Linked DNA regions of Homo sapiens: region 1 is linked to region 2. The links are chromatin loops, found by intact Hi-C in ENCODE. Cell type or tissue: endothelial cell of umbilical vein. All regions are shown on one strand.

Region 1 (8,000 bases), 110 kb after region 2:
CTGGGTCAGATGCTCCTGGTGTGCGAGGAAAGCCTGCCCTGTCGCTAAATACACCCTTGCTTCTGTATGGATCAGGATCAAGTATCAAGTGTAATAGCAGATGAGGAGCCGTGGTATTTTCTCAGTAAATAACGGGTGGGCTGGGATTGGCGTCCGTGCCAGCTGACCGCAAGTGCGGCGGCCCCCAGGGCTCTTTATTGCCAAGATCCTGCCTTGTAAATTGTTGGTGTTCACAGCGAGTGGGGACCTGGTTCTCACGGCTCCTCTCTCCGTCCCATTAATTACCTCCATGGAGGAAGCGAGGTCAGGACTCCCACTCAGGTGACTTCGTCGCAGGGCTGTTCCGCCGTGACCCAGGTGAGTTCGTCGCAGGGCTGTTCCGCCGTGACCCGGGTGACTTCGTCGCAGGGCTGTTCCACCGTGGTTCTGGAAGGTGCTTTTCTTACCCACCATCGCCTTACCACCTGAAGCCAAGAAATGCTTTTAAAGGGGATGGCAGAGGGGACAGAAGGAGGAAGCCATAGGCCCTGTGCCAAGTGCTGGGCCTGCAGCCCCCACTTCTCCTCGCTGGCGTTTGAGCTGGGGACGTGATGACCCCGTGTGAAACGAGGGGACAGGGGCTCACGGAGGCCGCGTGGCTTTCCCAGGGCTCCACCCCACTGGTGAGTGGTCAGCCAGGACGTGGCTCCCCGTCCCTCCGGTGACCAGGTGGGCACTGGCTCCTGATGGTTCGAAGCCCCGGTCAGCCCCCGCCATCCCTAAACTAGTGACTTCCACTTGCGTTCTCCCCCAGGGTCTTCGGGGCACCCCACGGGAGAGAGCACCTGCAAGGACCATAACACGTGAGGCTGTGCTGAGTCCTACGACAGGCAGGAACTTGTACTTGGCCCCCGGCGACCCGGGCGATTTGCGGGTCTTCCTCTTGGTTTAACGAAGGCTCTAGCCCGGTTCCGGAGCCCACCAAGACGCTGAAGCCATCAGTTCTTGGCTTGCATTTCTAGAGCCACCCGTGTAGTTGCGAGACAGTGAGAAAGTTCGCCCGAGTTGCAATCCTGCCCGTGCCTCTGTCTAGGAGCGACTGTGGCTTCGGGTTAAGCCTCTGTCTTTACCTGTAGTGGGAGATGTCTGCTCGTCACCCACAGGCGCGGCCCATGTGTGTCTGCCACGTTGTGTCGTGCATGTGCCCTGGTCCTGTGCTTCTCAGTGACTGAGTTCTCTCGTCCACCCATGCCTGGTCTGTGACCTCCGGCACCGTCCACCACTCGCAGCCCCCGCAGTGCTCCCAGAAGCCCTCCACTCTCCTCTCTCCATCATCTCACCAATAGCTGTTTTCCTTCTCTGAGCGTCCTGAATCGAAGCCCCGTTATTCCTGGACATGGACTGTTCGTGGGGGCGGGGTGTGCTGAGCCTGTGACCTTCCCGTCAGTAGATTAATTCTGCAAGACTTCCTCTTTGGTCAATCTCCTATCCCCCACCAGGACAACTAAAATTGCTAGATGGCGGCGCTTTTATTAACCAGAGATGGTTTTATAATCGTCAACTCAGAGTAGCCAATTAGTCCCTCTCCTCACGCACTCACACAGACACGTGTCCAGGGCTGTGCTGTTCTAAACTCGCTGACCCGCATTCTCCTATCAGGAGCCCTCCAAACGGAAAATGGCTCCAGCAGCAATACCGCCAACAAAAACACAGCCTTGCAGGGCAGCTGCGTCTGCGATGCGCTCAGCCCAGACCCGCCCACCTGCCTAGCACCGCCCACTCGCCTAGCACCGCCCATGCACCCTTCAAGGCCCAACTCCTGGGGCACCTCCTCTATGAAGTCCTCCCGAGCTTCACCGGTCAGGCCAACTCCCTCAGCCTCCTGTCTCTGGCCGCAAAGTCTTTAGGCTCAGCCCTGCCCAGTGCCTGCTCAAGGGTGTTCATCTCCGCAGAGGTGGTGAATGTAATCTCTCATGCTGAAAAAGTGTGGGACGGGGCTGCCTGGTGGCAGAGGTTACTGTCAGAGATTGACAGGGCCTGGAAACCCTCATGCCTCCTCCTCCTGGGTTGGAAATCCTGGAGCAGACTTTCAAGGCAACTTTCAAGGCCAAATACAGACGCCAAGGTCAAATGCAAACAAGCACAAGCGCCGCTGAGCGTTAGGGCTTGCAGGACGTCAGGGAAGGAGCCCAGACTCTGGTTTTGGGGCTGGGAGAGATTTCCAAGCCCTCTTCTTTCACATTGGACAAAGGACGTTGTCACTCTGAGCTGTGGCCATCTCCCTGCCTCGAGGATAAAGTGGGTGAAGCCTGAGGGCTGCTCAAGGGTTTTAATGACCTACATGAAATGGTGGCTTGATGGGGCCCATTGCGCTAAAGAGATTCTTATAAAATAGACACGGGGGCAGCTAGAAGCTTCGGGCTCCTCCGTGTCCAGTGGCCTTGGGCAGCCTCCCAGCTCCATGAAGCCTCAGTCTTTGCATCTGTGTAAAGGGGACACTCACTTCTGTCCCGCTTCATCCATAGAGTGATAGACACGTAAGCTAATGTGTGAGAGAACGCCCTGACAATGGGGAAGTTCCTACAAGTATGAAGCTTTGCTTGCAGATCTCAGAGAAAAGAACAACGGGTGGTTGTGGAGTCCTAAATTCCCTATTGCCATGTGTTTGCTCACTTAGAGGACAGTGAGGATGGCTTTGATTCCCCAACGTGAACCACAGTCATCGTTTCTTTACCCAGTGTGGTCAGCCCTGAGACTTGGGCTGAGGCTCCAATGCCATCCTGGGGGCTGGGCCTGCTGGAGCTCCTGGAACCCCGGAGGGAGTAGCCCTGTGCCCTGGGGGCCCCTCTGTCTCTGCAGTCTGACATCGTACAACCCCCAGCTCTCAGCCATGCTGACATTTGACCCTCAGTTCCTTCTCAAAATATCCCTGACAGTTCCCTGGATGAAAATGCAGTGGCATTCAATGAAAATTTATGTGACGGGCCCCAGAGGAAAGAGTCAGGGCCCTGATGGGTTTGTTTAAGCCCCACCCACCACCTCTGCTGACCCCAGCCCTAATGACAGGGTGAGCTCCCAGCTCCATCAGGAGTCGCAGTGGGAGGCTCAGCATGAGGCTCCGGTTACCAGCCGCCCGCAGCCTGCCAGGAGGAGCAAGCAGGGGTGGACACCAGTCCCCAGACCTCAGGCCCTCGGGGTCCGCTAGGGAGCTGCCTCCTGCACCCCTCCCTGCACCGCTGCACCATTCTGACGCTGGCTGCGGTCTGGCTTTTCCTTCCCAGACCTTCCCCTGATCAAAGCGAGTCCTTCTCAGGTGCCCGACCTGCCCAGGTGGCCCTGCACCCGAGGCCCAAGATCTGCCCAGTGGAAGGAGAAGAGAAAGGAGCTTCCTTGCCTGGGGTGTTGAGGACCCTGATGGGGGAGCCCCTCATCTTATCACCCATTATTTTGCAGGACTGAAAAGCTGCCTCCCAGCAATCCCATGCAGATGTGATCACCTAAGCAACATGGTGACCTGCAGAAGAAGAGAAAGAGAGGGAGAGAGGAAAGGAGCGTGATGTGCAATATCGGGATCTGTCCTCCGCATCTGTGACCTGCCCAGACGGCCCAATGGGACACTTGACCTTGCCTCATGGTGCTGTGGTCCAATGTATGACTCCAGCGCAAGATGAGCCTGAGGAAGGGTGGCACTTAGCTGGGTAGGATTTGTGCCTACGTGTGCCACATTTCTTGGATAAAAATTAAAATGGTTAATAACCTCCTAGAATAATGTGGAAAATCGGAAAGGATTCTGCAGGACGCAAGCGGCCAGAGGAGGCACACACAGCATCAAGCCCCAGATGGGGGCCCTACCTCGCTCCTCTTCCTCCCTCTTTCTCTTCCCTTTGGTTTTGTGGACTCCATGGGGCTTCTCCACCCCTTCCTCTGCCTTCATGCCATGTGAGAGGAGGGAGAAGGCTCATCCCCCCAGCATCGTTCAACAGTACCCAGCCCCAGTCACGCCAGGACCCAGAATTGATCAGATGCCAACAGAAGGCACTGAGGGTGCCTCAGGTAGAGGGCTTCTGGCATCTGGAGCGTGGCATGGGGAGAGTAGGAATTTGTGGGTGTCAGGTGGGAGGTTGTGGGTTCCCCCAAAGGGCTGGCTGGGAGGAGGTGGTAGAGCAGGTTTCAGACCTTGTGGGTGGACACCTAGGCAGGATTTTCCTGCCCCTGCAACCCAAGGGCTTTCAGGCTGAGGTTCAGATGGGCTCTTTCCCCAAGAGCACTGTGCTGGGTTGGGTCCCCGAGTCTCTGCATCAGTTCCTCACAGAGTTTCCAGTTCTCTGGAATCTCTGGAACCCCGGCCCCTGGAGTTCCCAGTTCTCTGGAATCTCTGCAACCCCGGCCCCTGGAGTTCCCAGTTCCCTGGAATTCCTGCCCCTACATCTCCGCTTAGCCAGTCCTTAGCCATCCTTCAAGGCTGGACACACAACCCTCACATGTACCAGGCAGACCCCAGCCCCATGCATGCCCACTGTAGACCATCGGTGGAGGCTCTCCCTCCTCCTCTCTCTCAATCACCTGCCTGAGGAGGCCGAAGGCCAGGTGTGACCAGCCAGGCTGACCTAAGGCCCCTGTGACTGTGCTGGGCTCTCCTCTGCCACCTAGTGGCCAACCCCTGAAACTGCTGCAGGCTTTGCCTCTGACTCAGGGGCTGACCACGTGGCCCCTTCCAGGTCACTGGATGCTCTTGGGGGCTCTTCTCCTCACCCTCCACATGGGCAGCATTGCTGACCTCAGTAGCTGCCCACAGAGGCTGTGCTGCTCTTCTGCGGCCGGGGTTGAGCCCTGGGTTCAGATGGGGGATGAGGGCTCTCTGTCCTTGACGTCAAGCTGTCTGATCTGTTTGCTCTTGCCACCCTCTGCTTGGTCTCTGGGGTGCCACCTTCTACCCAGCCCTCACTGAGTGTGAGGGCAGCCCGCTGAACAAATTGGAGGCACGTTCCTGGGGCCGGGCTGGAGTCTTGGGTGCCTCAGCCTCACACACATCCCAGAGTCAGGCCCCCCACCCCCGCTAGTTATCCACAAGGGCCCACAGGACACTTGTGCCTCTTGGAACCCCATCCTCCCAGGAATACCCCAGAAAGGCAGAGAGTGACCTTCATTTCATCTTTATTCAAAAATCTTAGTCTCAATCAGCAACCCAAGATGGCATCCCCCTCCGTTGTAGAAGGTCCTCCGAGTCCTCATGGGAACAGAATTCCTGATGCCTCCAAGTCCTTGAGGGCCTGTGGTCCTTGCTGCACAGCAACACACTTCTCACCTGACTAAGGACTGGGTTGGGGGCTCACTGCTCATTCCTGGAGGGGCCACAGAGCCTGGTGCAGCACTTGGTGTATGGGGGCAGATGGATGTGCAGCCAACCATGGCCAGCCATGCCCACTGCAGGGCTGCTTATGCCAGCCTCTGCCTCCCTTGTAGGACAGTGAACTCCAGCTCCAGCAGCCTCCCCCAGGACAGCTGCTGTCTCTGGCCACTTACCAGGGCTGGGCTCCATGGAGGTCATGGCAGATGCAGATCTTCCCACAGCTGGGAGGCTGCCAAGGCCAGAGGCAGGTGGAAAGAAGCCCATCACCTGGGCAGAGGCCCCCAGGGCAGATCCTGGTACTCACCCATAGCCCCCTGCCTCCTGTTACCACAGGCTAGACAGGGATGCTCAAAGCCCCCAGAATCTGCTTCCTCGCTGGAACCGAGCCTTGTGTGAGGCCGCTAGCGGACTCTTAATGTCCAGCAACCCCCATGTCTCTGAGCCCGGAGTCAAGTCAAGGAGCATGCAAGCCCCAGCCTGAGAAGCTTCTAGGCACCCTCAGGCCCCCATCAGACAGGGGGAGATGTCAGGGTCAGGAGGAGTCCAGAGGTTGCCCAGCAATGGCCACCTGAGCAGGGACTGAAGTCCCTGTGACTTGCATGACTAGACTGCCTGTCCAGAGAAGGTTCCCCTCACCCCAGCCTTGCCCCCAGATGCTATGACGCGCCGGGATTCTGCCCATCCCCACACCTCTGGTGTGTGCACCAGCTGCTGCAGAAGCAGACCAAAGGGGAGCAAACACGTGTTGTGCTGGTGTCACACAAGGCTCCCTGTGCCCTTCCACAGATGGACGGGGTGGGGATGTCAAGAACACACAGCCAGTCAGGCAGCCCCAGATCCTGTGCCCGTGCCTCACTGCTCAACTCTGTGGCCCCCACAGTGAGGGTGTGAGGCATGCCACCTACATGGGGCCTCATGCAATGTGTCTCTGTAGGGATGTCCCAATGCACCAGCTGCAGAATGATGAGCACTGGAAGACTGCCCCTCCCAGGCCCCCTCCCTGAGACCCGGATCTGCCTGCTCTCACCAGGAAGACGTCCTTTCCGTGTTCGATGGGTTGGACTGAGGAGGGGTGGTCAGGACATATCCCTCGGCTGTACACACCTGAAAACACACCCCTTCCAGCATCCAGCTCTGCAAAAGTGAACCTTAGGACTTCCTCCACCCCACTAACAGCACTTTGGAGAGAACTATGTCCACCACTTGGCAGGTTTCAACTATTTGAGAGTAGCATCTCGATCCACTTCTTCCAGAAACTGTCTGTCTGGGTATCCTGAGCAGCACAGCCTACTGAGCTTCATCAAACTTCACATTTCTTAGATTAATTAATTTTAGAAAAATAGAGAACTTAAGCTCCGATACACCTAGGACACCCTGCTTTGAATATGTATGAGCATATAACAGATTAGCATACAGAGGCTCTGACAAGGCCTGCAGCAAATGTATCTGACTTTATTTCATCTAGTTGTTGCCAACCATTTTCATGTATTGCCTGTTAGCATCCTACCAAATAGAGACTCATGGGGCTGAAGTGACCAGCTCATCCCAGGAATTTCATGGGACTTTCCTGGTTTTAGCAGTGGAAGTTCCACACCCCTGGAAACCCCTCAGTCCCAGGCAAACCAGGACAGTTGGTCATCCTACAAAAAACCCACTTTGGGAAAGCTGCTCTGATGAATTATTTCCAAAGCACATTCCACTTAATTTTCCCTTCCCTTCTTCAGATGCTTAAGAGAAAGAAAATATTTTTTTTAAAAAAAAAAAAAAAAGCAGGATAAGAGCCGCAGGATGATGGAGTGAAGCTAAAAGCCCCAGGTCCAGGGGGAGGGAGTGGCAGGGAGGAGCAGTGGAAGGGGTGGCCCAGTCATTATCATCAGGAAGGTGGTACCCCCCCGGGGGGGAGATGGGGCATCCATCAAGAGCCTTTGTGACCCTGTCCAGACACTGAAAGATTCCTGGATCCCAAAAATGCCAAGATAATTCATGAGGCTTATATTTCATTCGAGACTTCACAATTATTTATTGGAAAAACATCTTCTCTAGGAGGAGGGGAAGGGTAGAGAGCCTTTCTCCTCCTCCTCCTCCTCATCCTCCTCCTCCCTGTCTCCAGGCAGCTCGGCAAAAAGCTGCATTCCATCCCCATCCCGGTCCCTGGAGTCCATCCTGCTGACAAGGCAGAGCTCTGTCCCCAGGTCATACCACAGAGGAAACCCCTGGGCTATTACAGCCTCTGCCACAGGATGCCTCTGACCAGTGCCAAGTCCAGCACATAGGGGATACAGGGAAGTATTTCTTTCTTTTAGACATGTTGACCTATTTTTTTTTAACTTTCAATTTAGTGCGCTCATAGCATAACAATAAGGTGGGGGAAAATCTAATTTAAAAACCCACAGTTCTCTCCACCCTAACAAATTGTGTTCACTTTTCTCTCTTCCTTTCTGGCTATCGTACATGCATATATATAATTGTTCCAGAGGCATAACCATGGTGCAAATAGAAGTTTGCATTTTGCTTTTTTCAACAAACACATCCTAAAAAAATTCTCCTTATTACTGTTTGGTCTTCATAATTATCTCAGACAATGGGTGCAACCATTCCAGCGAGAAAATGCAGAGTATTTACCTACCCTTTACCCTGTTTGGATTTTGAAGTTAATTCTAATTTTTCATCA
Region 2 (8,000 bases):
AGATGGTGTTGGGCTCCAGGATTGTTTGAATTTTCAGAATCCAAACTGAGGGATCAGGAGAACTTGGAGCAAATCCCAAAGGATCTCACCAAGGGTTGAGTTGCCAAAAGCAGACAAAAACTGTTCCGGGCCAGGCGCAGTGGCTCACGCCTGTAATCCCAGCACTTTGGGAGGCCGAGGCGGGTGGATCACCTGAGGTCAGGAGTTTGAAACCAGCCTGGCCAACATGGCGAAACCCCGGTTCTACCAAAAATACAAAAATTAGCCGGACGAGGTGGTGGGCACCTGTAATCCCAGCTACTCGGGAGGCTGAGGCAGGAGAATCGCTTGAACCTGGGAGGTGGAGGTTGCAGTGAGCCGACATCGCGCCACTGCCCTCCAGCCTGGGTGACAGAGCAAGACTCCACCTCAAAACAAACAAACAAACAAAAAACTGTTCTGTGTGATGCTGCTGTTCCCCCATTCCCAGTCCCATTGCTGAGCAAAGAGGAAGCCACCAGGGAGGAGGTGCAAAGGGAAAGAGATTCCCAAAAGCTGCCAAGAGAGAGGACTCCAGATGGAGATGGGAGGACTGGCCGCCGGGGCCCTGGCCTCTTCCTTAGTTAAGTTGTGCAGTCGGCTTGACAGGAACATGGGTCACCCTCAAGCCAGACACATCTTGGTCTCATGGCCCCCATCAGTCACCGCCGCAGGGGTTCTTCCCACAGCTGCCGAGGCGCAGAGCCCAGCTGCTTTGATTCATGAGCACGATATTCACATTCGTAGCACAGCACACTTGCTTTTCCTGGGGGATGCTCTGCTCTCCTTTCCGGCCACTTCTGCTTCGTGGTAACTAAATTGGAGGCTCTACCATGTCCAGCCTGTGCTCTGTATGCCTGGGGGGACACTGGAGCCAGCGCCCAGTGAGTGTAGGGTAACTAGAAAGGGCACCTCCATCACTGATTTTCCAACTGACTTTCAGAGACACCATCTGGATGCTCTGAGGCAAGTCGGCACCCTTAGGCGCCCGGTGGGGGTAGTGTTCCGCCCTTGTCTCCTCCACTCCTCCTCCCTATCTCTATCTCACTATCCCTGAAGGTGAGACCGTGGTGTCAGAGAATGCACTGAGTCAGCGTCCCTTTTAGCACACCTGCCACCACCTGACTAACAGCAAAGCCAGGCTTCCTGGTGAATCCCGTTACAGCCGTCCCGTTTATCCATGGTTTCGCTTTTCGAAGTTTCAATTACAGACAGTCAACCACAGTCCAAAGTTATTAAATGGAAAATTCCAGAAGAAAAATTGATACATTTTAAATTGCACACCATTCTGAGTATCTTGATGAAATCTCGAGCTGTCCCGCTCCATCCCCCCAGTCTCTGGGTCATCAGACAGAAAACACATACAGTATATATAGGGTTCCGTACCATCCTTGGGATCGAGCATCCGCTGGGGGTCTTGGTGTGTATCCCTGTGGATAAGGGGGCCTACTATAATTTCATCCCACTGAGGTGCCATGGCCCAGGCCAGCAGGGACAGTCACAGCTGTGGACGGAACACCACAACCACACGTGGACGGAACACAGCGGGACATCAGGCCAGTGTCTTACAGGTGGCAGTGGTGAACATCCAGTGAGCTGAAGTGGTGTTTACTAATGCAGGCCTTTCCGACCATCTGCTTCCAAAAGCTGACCATTCCAAGTCCAGCAATCATAAATAAAATAGCAAAATAATAACTCACTAAATTAAAATTGTAAACTTTTATATACCAAAAAACTATGACAATCAAAAATTTTAGAAGAACCAGGAAGAAAATATTTACAATCTGTTTTGCAATGGGTTAATGTTCTTACTAGAAAAAGGGCCTTTAAAAAATTTAAAAAGACAATTACCCCATATGGGCAAAAAATATGAATTCATAAAAGGAGAAATTCAGTTGGTCAATAAACGCGTGAAGTGTTGAACTTCAACAATAATCTAAGGAATTAGAAATAAAACAGAAGGATATTATTTTTTATTAAATTGGAAAAAATACATAATTATAAACCCCAGTATTGAGGAAGGTGGGGGAACCAGGCCATCCTATTTGCCAGAGGGAAGAAAAGCTGCACAAGCTTTCTAAAGGAATTTTGATGGTAGGTAAGAAAAGATCTAGGACTGGAAATACCCTTTGCATGAACAATTCCACTTCTAGGAATTATCTTAAGTGAATAATGGCAGAGCTGCCGAGCAACAAAGAAATTCATATCAGCTTCATTAATATTGGCGACAAAATTAAAATGTCCTGGGAAATAGGTGGGATAAACTCTGCTTGGTCCATATGCTGGAACACTATGCAGTCAGCAAATGTGTGTTGTAAGTGGATGTTTAATAAAGTGACGGCCATGATTGTAGGATGGAGCAGTTCATACGATCTCAGGTTGGAAGATCAAAGTGTGTGTGTGCATGCACGGGTGTGTTTGTCTGGAGAGACAGTGGCAAGAATGAATGTCTCTGGACCAAAAGTTGATGAAAGAGCTTCCTTTCCTTCTTATGTTTTTTTTTTTTTAATTTCTAGATTTTCTACAGATGCCCTGTATTACTTCTGCAATTTGAGAACACAAATCCAGAGGTGCCCAGTGCTTTGTAAAGATAGTGTGGCAGGCACATGCTGACCGACCCTCCCTCCAGAGAAGGGCAACTACTCCCAGTCCCATCATAAGGTGGTGCAGTGAAAATACAGCTGCCATCCACATAGGAATGCCCTCACCGCAACCCCCACTCGGTGTTAGGACTTAGGTACTTGCTGAAGTAATACAAAAGAGTGGCCTTCAGAATATATTTTTGTATCTTCTGCAATCTACATTAAAGATGCCCGTCCATCATTTTCAGAAGAGGCCTTTCGTGTTAGGATAATTCAGAAGGATGCACCCGGAATGTACCAGCGCGGCTCCCTGATGGAGCTGGCGACGTCCTTTGGCAGTGAGGGCTGTGCGGTTTCAGCTCTCCTGGCTGGCCTTTACCCGCTGGGCAGTTCCCAAATGGCGCTTCATGATGGGACTGGCGCTCATCCTCACACTGTTAGTGTTAGCATCCTCATTTCTTCTGCCTTTTTTTCACTCCTCTCTACGTAGTTGGGGATATCTGTTGTTAACCATAAACCACTTCAGCTTTGGGGAAGCAAGTGGGAAAAAACCTCAATGAACCCCTTAGCTGTTCCCCGAACCCAAATTGAGAAGAGGTGCTTTGACCCCGACTCACTCAGTGGAGCTAGAAAAAGCCCTTTCTTAGCTACTAGAGACGTTTTATTCACTTTTTACCAGGATCAAAAATGAAAACCACGTGTCCCCCTGGCCTTGTATGATGAATGACAAATGTGTGGGACTGAGGAGAGGTCGGCCGTAGAGTAGGTCTACCCCCTATCCTGGGGGCATCCCTGTGTGCCAGCTTCTCCAGAACCTACAGGGAGGAAGCACCAGGCGGCACCTCCCCAGAGGCTGGAGACCAACCAGGCACAGAATCTCTCATTTCCTTTCAGATTCTTCGCCATAATCTAATTTTCGTTAAGCCTGTCTTCCTTTACACCCTGGGCTACATTTGACGCATATTTCTGGCAAATTCTGGGACCACCTTTGCCAGATGACCAAATCCTTTTCGGAGAGATGACTGAAATATTTGTAAGTTTCCATCAGCATGGGGGGAAGGGGCTGGAGGTGAGGGGGGACCTCTCGGGCTGTGCCGTGGTATCCTCTCTTCTCCACATTACACCCCAAGCACGCGACTGTGAGCGGCGATCGGGGCCTGATCCTCAGTTCGAAGACACAGATGCTCACTGCTGTAGAGACATAAAGAAACCAAGAGGTTAACTGCCAGGGTTAGTCCCCTCCGCGGGCCTCCTGCATGAATCAGAGCCGACTGGGAGCAGGAGTGACTCAGAGCCGTGGCTTTTTGTCCTCTGGCTGTGCAAATAAACAGAGCAGGAAGGTTTGAATGGGCCAGGCCTGGAGCAGAGTGCAGGGTTGGAGGCGGCTCCCAGTTCCAAGGCGCGCCCCACCCGGCCCCCAGGCCAGGTCAGCCTGGGGAGGGGAGAACTAAGGGCACCAGGCAGCCCACCCGGCCCGGCCAAGACCAGCAGGACAGGGGCCCAGAGGCTGGTACCCTCCGAGGTGCGGGAGAAGAGGAGGTGGGAGGGTGCGGGGCCGTGGCTTGCTCTGTGGGGACACTGCCCTGGGGTCCACCCTGCCGCGGGGTCCACTTGGTATAGGCACCCACCAGGCCTGCACCCTACCCTGGGAAACACCTGTGGGGCTGTCCCCTTCTCTGAGCATCTGTGAGGGGTTTTCCTCTCCTTAGGGACCCCTGGAAGGTCCAGAGTGCAGGGTGTGTGGCCAGGCCAGGCCTGGAGATCCGCCAGGAGCAGAGAGCTCCGGAAGGCCTGCCGGGAGGACCTGGAGGATGCATCTACTGCCAGGCTCGGTGGGCCTGGCCACCCGAGGGGCCTCTTCTCTCCCCCTGCAAACTGACATAAAGGGTTTGAGAAACGATGGCAAAGCCACACGGGGTCACTCCACTCGTTGAAAGTCCACCCAGCAAGCATGCAAGCACTGGGCAAGCAAAATTATTTTCATCCTCAGAATGGTCCAGTGAGCTGGGTGCTTTCACCCCCATTTCACAGCAGGGGAAACTGAGGGACCTACGTAACTCCTCAGCTGAGAGCATAGACAGAGCTGTGGGCAGAGCCAGGAAGCAAACCCAGCCAGTCCAATTATCTAAAAAATGAGATTTTTCCCTCCATGCCAAGTATGGCCCCATCCTACTGAGTCGGGTCATTATGTCAGGGCTCTCTGCTTTAAACGACGGCGCACAGGGACCTCCCCATGCAGCAGGGAGTACCCCGGAGAGTGAGGGGGGCCTGGATCCAGCCGGGCACCTGTTGGCGTTCCTACACCCCTGCAGTCTGCTCTCAGGTGCTCCTGTGTTGGGAGCAAGGCCTGAGGCGCTCGTGTCAGGATTCCCTGCGGGAGATCGGGTAGCTTCAGCCTGGGCACAGAAGCCTCTGGGTCCAGAAGTGAGCAGATCAAACCCCTGCCCTACTCACGTCACCCACCTGGCGTCTCCTGGCTTTGGGTGGCCCAGCCACATGCCTGCAGGTTGAGTCTTTGAATTTGCAGGGCCAGGGCCAGCTGTGCCATCTGGTCTTTTGGAACTTTTTTTTTTTTTTGCTGTGGCATTAGACAGGCATCCCCTAACCCAGAGAACCCTCACTACCACTGCTCAGAGGTCCCTTTTTATACGTGGTGCCAGTGAATACACCAATTTAGATGCTCTGTGTAGGTAGGAAGCAATCCCCACAGTCTGTGCGATGTCACCTTGTGTGGTGGAAATGCCATTCGCTGTGATGAACCCTTTCCAGTCACTCCACCGTACAGTGCCCCGCCGGGGTCGGATCGGCCCTTCTTCCTGGTCCCATCTCCCGGGATCTGCTGTCCCCTCTTCAGGCCCTTCTTTGTGTGGTTAGCCTGGGGTACCTTTCCCAGTCACTGATCTGACTCCGTCGCTTAACCTGTTAATGGAATAGCATGGACGATGCACCCCACACTGCATCTGGTGTTACTGGGACCCACTGAATGTAGGTTCCTTTACCCCCATTTCACCTGCTGCCAGCAGGATGGCCAGGCCTGCCAGGCACCGCCCAGGTTCCCCATGGCACGGGCCCTGCCTGCTCTTCTGTGAGCTGCCTCTGAGCCCTGGGCACCCTCCATGGCGAGCTCCCCAGGCCAGGAGCATGTCTGTCCTTTTCACCCTGTACCCAGCACTTGGAGCAGTTGCCAGTAAGAACAGGGGTGAGGAGATGAGCAAACCCACATGCTTGTTCTTAAAGCATGGCACCTTCGGCCAGGCACAGTGGCTCACACCTGTAATCCTGGCACTTTGGGAGGCTGAGGCAGGCAGATCACGAGGTCAGGAATTCGAGACCAGCCTGGCCAACATGGTGAAACCCCGTCTCTGCCAAAAATAGAAAAATTAGCTGGGCATGGTGGTGTGTGCCTGTAATCCCAGCTACCTGGGAGGCTGTGGCAGGAGAATTGCTTGAACCCGGGAGGCGGAGGTTGCAGTGAGCTGAGATCGCGCCACTGTACTCCAGCCTGGGTGACAGAGCGAGACTCCACCATGGAAAAAAAAAAGAAAAGCACGGCGCCTTCATGTTCCATGCCTTCACGCTGCTCTCCCTTGACTGGAATCTCCCTTGTGCCCGACAGGACTACCTCCAGTGTCCCCTCCTTGGGGAGCCTCTAACCACCCTGCTGGCATTTGTGGTGACTCCTGAGGCCTCGTATATCCCCTAGCGGCCTGGCAGCTGCGACGGTTTGTCTGCCTGTCACCCCGGGAGCACCTTCAGGACTGTGTCCTTGTCATGTATCCGGATGCCCGGCTCAGCCCATGCCCTGCACAAGTGGGGGTCATGGAGGGAGCCTCTGTTTCCCCACCAAGTACACCAAGAAACTACACTGTGTCTGATGCAAACGCATGTTTTCTGTGCATCTGTGATTTACAATTCCCTGGCTGCCTTCCAAGCAGAACGCACCTGGCAGCCTGGGGGTCTTGTGTTTGCCCCAAACAGAGGAGCCAGCCTCTTGTTTCGAGGGCCTTTTCCGTCCTCGAAGCCAGCAGCTGGAGGGAAGGAGGCTGGCTGTAACATTGGAGGGGCCACAACCCCCGAATTTCTTCTGCAGAAGAGAAGGGGTAGAGGTGGAGAAAGAGGGAGAGGGAGGCAGGGAGGGAGGGGGAAGCCACTGTACAGCCTAGCCTGGAGACATCTTGGGGGAAAGTGATTCATCTGATCTGGGATGGAAGATTATTCTGGGGAGTAAAATGTCCTGCCTTCAACACACACACACACACACACACACACACACACACACACACACTCCTCAGTAAAATACCCAGTTCTCACCAGGCTTTATGCAGTGGCTCTGGGGGCAGGGGCACAATAAAGAGAAGTCCCAGCCAGCTCCCGGGGTGGTGTGGGCTGAGGAAGAGGCTGGGAGGAGAGAGTTGTGGCTGGGAACCCTTTGATAAACAGGAAAGAATATTTTCACTTTGGCACAGGCCTGGCACGGAGGAGCTGTCAGCAAGCAGGCGTCCGAAGATTGAGATCACAGAGGGGTGGCCGAGGCTGGGGCACAGGCTGGATGCAAGGCAGATGCCACATGGAACCCTTAGGTATTGAGTGCCCTGAAACTAGAAACTGAAAAGGCAGTCACATCCTCATCAGAAAGAAATTGATGGTGAGTTAGGAGGCCAGGAGGGAAGCAGCCGTTCCCAGAGCTGAGGGGCATCCCTCGAAGGCGGGAGGGAGAGAAGTGGGAGGCAAAGGCTGGGGATGGCCGGATGGCCCTGGGACCAGCAGAAGGAGCAGGTGGGCTGAAGAATGTGTTGGAGCAGAGACTGTGGTCAGCGGAAGGCATGAGAGGGGCCACCCTCCTGCATGTAGTGAGGCTCGGGAAACGTGGAACGAAAGAAAGATAGAAAAAATAAATGCAGTATAATGGAAGTTCCAAGGAACACTGCAGTTAGGAAGGTGGCTGGCATTCCGGAATTACCTCCCTGACCAGTGCAGTGCCCCACAAAGGTGGCATCCCTCACACATCAGCCCCGTGCCCTGGGTTCCCTCTGGGTGCACCTGCCCAGGAGGTCAGGCTTTCTGCACGTGGCTCCCAGGGGCTCTGCTGAGAAGCCCTTAGACATCGTCTAGTACAGCCCCTGGGCCCTCTCTGGGGTGCAGACAAGCTGGTGAGCTCCAGGTCTCAAACCTGACTGCCCAAGTGCCGGGAGCCCCCCGCCCCCCAGCCTGCTCTGGTAAGCGTCGGGCTTCTGTCCAGATGACACAGCTAAGCAGGGTTTGGAAGAACAAAAAACAAAACCCAAGCCTGCCCACTTCGGACAGGGGCAGGGTGGAGAGCCTCAGTGGGGGATGGGGGACTGGCTAAGTCAGGCAGACTCAAGGGGTATGGCCAGACGGATCCCAGTCTCCTCCCATTCC

Evidence for each region. A loop is a pair of places that touch in the nucleus more often than their neighbours do. Peaks named below come from ENCODE experiments on the same cell type or tissue, not always from the same donor. Only the 100,000 strongest peaks of a DNase experiment are listed, where the experiment ranks them.
Region 1: a loop joins it to region 2, with 2.3 times the contacts of the local background. A loop is called at or near these places in 3 of 110 quality-filtered maps.

What each region holds. Positions count from the first base shown.
Region 1 is chr2:238,966,039-238,974,038 of GRCh38, forward strand. No RefSeq gene overlaps it. Among named protein-coding and RNA genes, the nearest start is that of LINC01940, 44 kb to the left of the region's middle. In endothelial cell of umbilical vein, a CTCF peak has its summit at 4,637 (motif pointing left); DNase peaks (open chromatin) are centred at 1,663, 4,623 and 7,563.
Region 2 is chr2:238,860,528-238,868,527 of GRCh38, forward strand. The region is part of intron 1 of TWIST2 (twist family bHLH transcription factor 2); the gene reads left to right. Among named protein-coding and RNA genes, the nearest start is that of TWIST2, 16 kb to the left of the region's middle. RefSeq lists enhancers at 3,681-3,975, 4,245-4,862. In endothelial cell of umbilical vein, no CTCF peak of the experiment used is centred here; DNase peaks (open chromatin) are centred at 3,864, 4,364 and 6,964; H3K27ac peaks cover 1,846 bases.